Linked DNA regions of Homo sapiens: region 2 is linked to region 1. Evidence: chromatin loops called from intact Hi-C (ENCODE). Cell type or tissue: PC-9. All regions are shown on one strand. Links, peaks and the distances in the headings refer to the core of each region. The heading gives the core; the rest is flanking DNA. Region 1 has its middle 16 kb from the start of STMP1. Region 2 has its middle 26 kb from the start of FAM180A.

What was found. Hi-C counts contacts between places; a loop is a spot of excess contacts. Peaks named below come from ENCODE experiments on the same cell type or tissue, not always from the same donor. Only the 100,000 strongest peaks of a DNase experiment are listed, where the experiment ranks them.
Region 2: a loop joins it to region 1, with 7 times the contacts of the local background. A loop is called at or near these places in 7 of 110 quality-filtered maps.

Annotation. Positions count from the first base shown.
Region 1 is chr7:135,677,327-135,680,144 of GRCh38, reverse strand. No RefSeq gene overlaps it. Among named protein-coding and RNA genes, the nearest start is that of STMP1, 16 kb to the right of the region's middle. In PC-9, for the core only: no CTCF peak of the experiment used is centred there; DNase peaks (open chromatin) are centred at 695 and 1,194; H3K27ac peaks cover 1,918 bases.
Region 2 is chr7:135,773,372-135,776,189 of GRCh38, reverse strand. No RefSeq gene overlaps it. Among named protein-coding and RNA genes, the nearest start is that of FAM180A, 26 kb to the right of the region's middle. In PC-9, for the core only: no CTCF peak of the experiment used is centred there; a DNase peak (open chromatin) is centred at 1,739; H3K27ac peaks cover 1,576 bases.

The sequences.
Region 1 (2,818 bases), core at 11-2,510:
ATACATTGAGATTAACATCTCTCTCTCCACCTGTCACTAACCAGAAATACTATTGCCTTGGTTAAGTTTTGGGAGGGAGGGAAAACTTTCCTATGTGTCTTATAAGGGAAACCAAAACTATAATTAAGACCACAGCATTATTATTATATTAGACTGGCTTGCTTCTGGATTTAATAAGTAGTTTGTTCCTGAGAAAACAAAGTATTAGGTAGTAGCCAAAGGTCCAAACACATCTGTCACTTCCTACACATCCCTACATGAGCCCCTTGAGGGAGAAGAGCTGTCTATGGCTCTTGAAATCCCCCAGCAACTTCTACAATGTGGTAAGCTGTAAATGCTCAATAAACGTGTCCCATGAGAAAACAACTGTCTGGAAATCAAGGCTTCTTTCTCCTCCTGAAGACCATGCCGTTTTCTCCATGATAGATATCCTTGCTACATGACTGGAGATAGCTCTCAATCCCTCTAGTTTGTTAGTGTTACATATTTTTTATTTCTCCCATCAGTTGTTTGCTAAATATATCTTAGGGGAAAGGGAGTCCCCTACAATTACTGCACTGTTTTAAGTGATTTTAAGTTACTACTGATAGCACGTGCTGTTTTCCCACAATAATTTATCTATAAAATCACTCCCTTAATTGATCAAGCATCTGTGAGTTGTAAAATTTCTTTTGGAGCAAAAGAAACCACCACAAACATGTGCTTCAACCACAGAATGTGACTGACCATGGTTAATGGGAACATCAGTGCTTCTGCCCTGTGAGTTAGACCAAAATTATTTGTCCAATATAATAGTTAAGACCTCACAAGCCCAAATGAAATACCAATGTTAGGTACGCTACAGCTGATTTGATCCAGCCAACATCTCTAAAGTCATTTGCTTTAAATTTTCAAGAGTCAGGGTATTACTCTTATTATCAGAGCAGCCAAACATCACATTTATGAACCATCACAGAACACAGATCCTTTGCCCCTAAGTCAGACAATAGGACAAAGGTGCAATCTGTAAGATTCTGGGAGTATAAGTAAAAAGAGAAAGAAAAGTTGATTTAGAATTAAGTGGACTTAGAATTACTGGCCAGTATTCAACTATGTGAGAACCTGACTCACTCCTGAAGGGAAAGCTGTGCCAGCAACTGCTGCCAGGTGTTCCGAGTAGTGAATGCATTCAACTAGCCAATTTAGAAAGAGCGTTTATTTCAGTCTGGTCTACTAAACTGCTCTCAAGCACAGCACTGTTCTTTCCCAGAACTGGAGATTCAAGCCAAGCAAGGTTACCCATTCCAGTGACAGGAAATGGCAAATATGATTAATAACTCCTTGTCATCTAAATCACTCCACTGTTGGATAACTTCTAGCCCTCCTTAATAGTCTTGTGTCTCTTGCAAATATAATTTAATTTTATCTTCTAATATTTTATGGATGATGAAACTGTGAGCCAAAGTCACTAAGTATAGTTGCATCTTATTCTTAAACCAATTCTTTATCAAATTTGCTTAGTCAAAGTTGCCTTTGAAATTCCACTAAGTCAGACATTAAGTACATGGTATACAATCTTTCACATTAGTATTTACATATCACAAACACTCATGTACCATCTTTTAACAAATCAAAAGCAGCTAGTTTTCCTTCCAACATCAGAACAAATCTGTTTGTTCAACCATACAATAAATGAGGTAGTTGGCTTCACATCTGGAGACCGTGATGTTTGAAAAAGTCTCTAAACACTAGAATCACTCTCAATACAGCAAGAAACTCAAACCATTAGAACGCAAAGGGAACCGAGACCACCTGAGTACACAGGTAGCTCAGTGGGGCTGTCCTCACTGAACGAACACTGAACACAATTGCATGCACTATTTACATGGCACCTTTTTTGGTCCCAGTCCTGTACAACTGTGTAAGATGATGCAACTGCACTGTACCTTTCATAAAATCCTCCCACCGAGGCTGTGATTCAGGAAGGCCCAGGACCCAGGGTTTCAACGTCCCACCCTGGGAACTTCCACAAGGTCTCACTGTTCTCAGTTCATTTTTCTTTCCCTGTGCCTTGCAAAACATGCCATATGTTAGGTCTTCAATGCTTGACTAAATACACTGCAACCAGATTTGGGAAAGGTATAAAATGAACACTTGAAAATCTAAGTGTCACAAACTCCCTATTAAGAGCAGGCAAGATCTCAAAATATTTTCCCTTCACCACCCTATTCCTTTCCGCAAGGCGAAGCCCTAATAGTCAATAGGGAAAAAAGAACTCATTCATCTGTAAGGAATGGAAATGCTACATGCAAAACCCAAGACTGGAAGTTTAAGAAAAGCCTCATTTGCTCCAGTACAGTATATAACGTTCCTTCAGGAGGAATAACTCAGAAAAGGCATTAAAAATGTGGGAGACCTCAGCAGAAAAACACCAGCATAGTATCTAGGGAGTGAACGGGTTAGTGGAAATGAAAACATTACACATGTGTACCATGGGTACATATGCTCTATGAGGCAATGTGTATAGACAACTAGAAAAACCACACAGCCTACTTTTCTCTATAGTCACACAAACTCATTGGGTAAATGAGTTAGAAAAAGAGAAATAAAATTGCTCCTTTAAATCAGAATCAGGTAACTGCTTAAATACATAAAATACCAAATCAGAAGAAAAGTCTAAAGATATACTTTTGGTAACTTCATAAAATTCAGCCTCTTTTGACAATTTTAAATAAGGCTTTTTTTCTTGCTTTGTTTTTGTTTTGTTTGGGAGGATTACAGTTTAGGGATAAGCTTTTCAAGTTCACTGTATTTTTCTAGCATCAATCCTGAAGTCTTG
Region 2 (2,818 bases), core at 228-2,727, 96 kb before region 1:
GAACTCCAGACCGCAAGTGATCTGCCTGCCTCGGCCTCCCAAAGTGCTGGGATTATAGGCATGAGTCACTGTGCCCCGCCTGGAATAAGATTGTTAAATCAGATACAAAACTGGCTCATGTGCTGTGTGCTGCTAGAAACTAAAACCATAATGTCTGGTTATCTTTCCTACCAGAAAGAAATTATTTGCATCTCTACTGCAAAGGTCGACAAGTTAGCATGTAATTTCACAGAGTCAGGGCCTTTAATAAGTGACTGAAAGTGAGTCAAATAAAGGTACATTCCCCTGGATACTTAAAGAACACTGAGGGGGACTGGGGGCGGTAACTCATGCCTGTAATCCCAGCACTTTAGGAGGCCAAGGCAGACGGATCACTTGAGGTCAGGAGTTCGAGACTAGCCTGCCCAACATGGAGAAACCCCATCTCTACTAAAAATACAAAAAATTAGCTGGGTGTGATGGTGGGCGCCTGTAATCCCAGCTACTCGGGAGGCTGAGGCAGGAGAATCACTTGAACCCAGGAGGTGGAGGCTACAGTAAGCCGAGATCACGTCACTGCACTCCAGCCTGGGCAACAGCAGTCTCAAAAAAATAAAAAATAAATAAAATAAAAAAGAGCCCTGAAGGGATTAAACACCACTCCAACATGACATTGAAAGAAACAAGGCCCTCCTTTTGCCTTATGTCCAAATCTGAGATAATTTTTCTTAACAGCCAAATCCCTGTCTGCTAAAATGAACCACAGCAGGAATGGTACCACATGACTCTGGCCTGGCCACAGCCTATGTCACAACTTTCCTAACCCAGTCTTCTCAGCTTATCCACCAACTATTGGGTGTTGGAACATCCTCAAGTCTCCCCATCAAACTAGGCAGCAAAGTCTACCATTTTGTGGCCACCATGTTTGTCGCTGCTCATGCCAAGGAAGCGAAAGCTGATCTACAGAGAAAAAGCAGCAGGGATCAAATATGGAAAAAGAAGCAGAGTCCAGATGACCAAGCGAGAGAGAGTCAGAGAGAGAAAAGTGAGGATGAAATAACCTCTTGAATAGGTTTTTGAAGGTTTTGCACTCACTTCGTGGTTCCAGGCCTTCACGTAGCTCTGGCTGTAGTTCTTGGCCTTGGGTTTTGTGTGATACTCCAGGACTCTTCCAATAAATTCCCTTTTATGCTTAAAGGAAGTTAAGTGAATTTTGAAAACTAACAAGTCTGGGTACAGTGGCTCATGCCTGTAATCCCAGCACTTTGGGAGGCCAAGGAGGGCAGATCACTTGAGGCCAGGAGTTCGAGACCAGCCTGGCCAACATGGCAAAACCCTGTCTCTACTAAAAATCAAAAAAATTAGCCGGGCGTGGTAGCACGCACCTGTAATCCCAGCTACTCGGGAGGCTGAAGCACAAGAATCACTTGTACCCGGAAGGCAGAGGTTGCAGTGAGCCGAGATTGTGCCACTGCACTCCAGCCTTGGGGATAGAGTGAGACTCTGCCTCAAAAACAAACAAGAATAAGCCACAATTTGAAAGCCCAGAGACGTCAAGACAGAGAACAACGAGAGTTATCTTTCTGATTAACACAGCTCCACAAGTCCAGGTGCAAGACCCCCTTGATATGTCAGAAAACATCAGTTCTTATGAGGTTCCTGTTAACCAAGGGTAAGGCTACTCTGCTATGCAGGAAGTGCCACACAGTAGACAGTTAATTAGGACTTGCTTTGAGCCAAGAACGCCACTGGGCTGAGATCATGAATTTATTTACACAACACACGTGGTAGATCCAGGAACATAGTCACATCTCTTTCCTGCTCCTTATTATGCATTTCATACAGGTTACTGCTGGTGTCTAACAGCCTGTGGTGTGTCCTCCATTGCTTCTATGGGTATAAAGCAAGCCAATTACATCTCCACAGCTTTTTAGCTTCATTTATCAGGTCAATTCAGAGGGGCGCAATTATGAAATTAAAACACCCACATTTTAGGTGGATATTTTTCACTTTTGTATTGAATATTTTTTTAAACGTTCAAGCTTTCAACACTAAACACTAGGATAGCTCTAGAAAGACCCAAGGAAAAGGAAAAGGGACCCACAGGGAGGCAGTGGTAAATAAATGGGAGGTGGCTGCAGATGGGAGGGTCCTTGCGAGGAAGAGGAGGTGGGGCAGAGAAAAAATAAATTGAACCTGATAATACTAGAACAAACAAGGGAAAGACAGATTTTACCAATTGTTTACCCTGTATAAATCTTTTTTAAATTATCTTGGTGCATGTGACAGCAAACAAGAAACAAGAAAGGGGCTTTTATGAAAAAGCTTTTTAGAATGTGTGAAAAAACAAAAGTTCTAGTTTTCCATCTCAGCTCTTTTGTGCAATCACATCAAATAGAAGCTCAGCAGGCCCGAGGGCCACTGCTGCTTCTAATTAAGGCCCCAAGGTAAGGCAGCACATTAGGGGGTATCATCCCAGCAAAACATAAATTCTACCTCTGTCTCTAGCAGCAGAAGGCCGATTTGGGCTCAGTATGCCGTGTTTGTTCTCAGCTTGCATTAGAAGTGGCAGGCCGCACCTGCCTTCCAGACACCCTACAAGCAAGTTTATTCTGACACTGATTCTCTTGTTCAAACAACTCAAAGCATGGCTAACAGATGGTAAACAGAGGAGGAGGGAGGAGCCAGGCATTCTTCCACTTTGTGTGTACTTTTGTGTGTGCGTGGATGAGGGGTGTTGTACCTAAAAGTTACTATTTCTTTCCTTTTCAAAAATAAGACCTCATCCATCACACAGGTGTCAACTCTGAAATTTTGGGGGCTGGTAGGGGGCCTTATT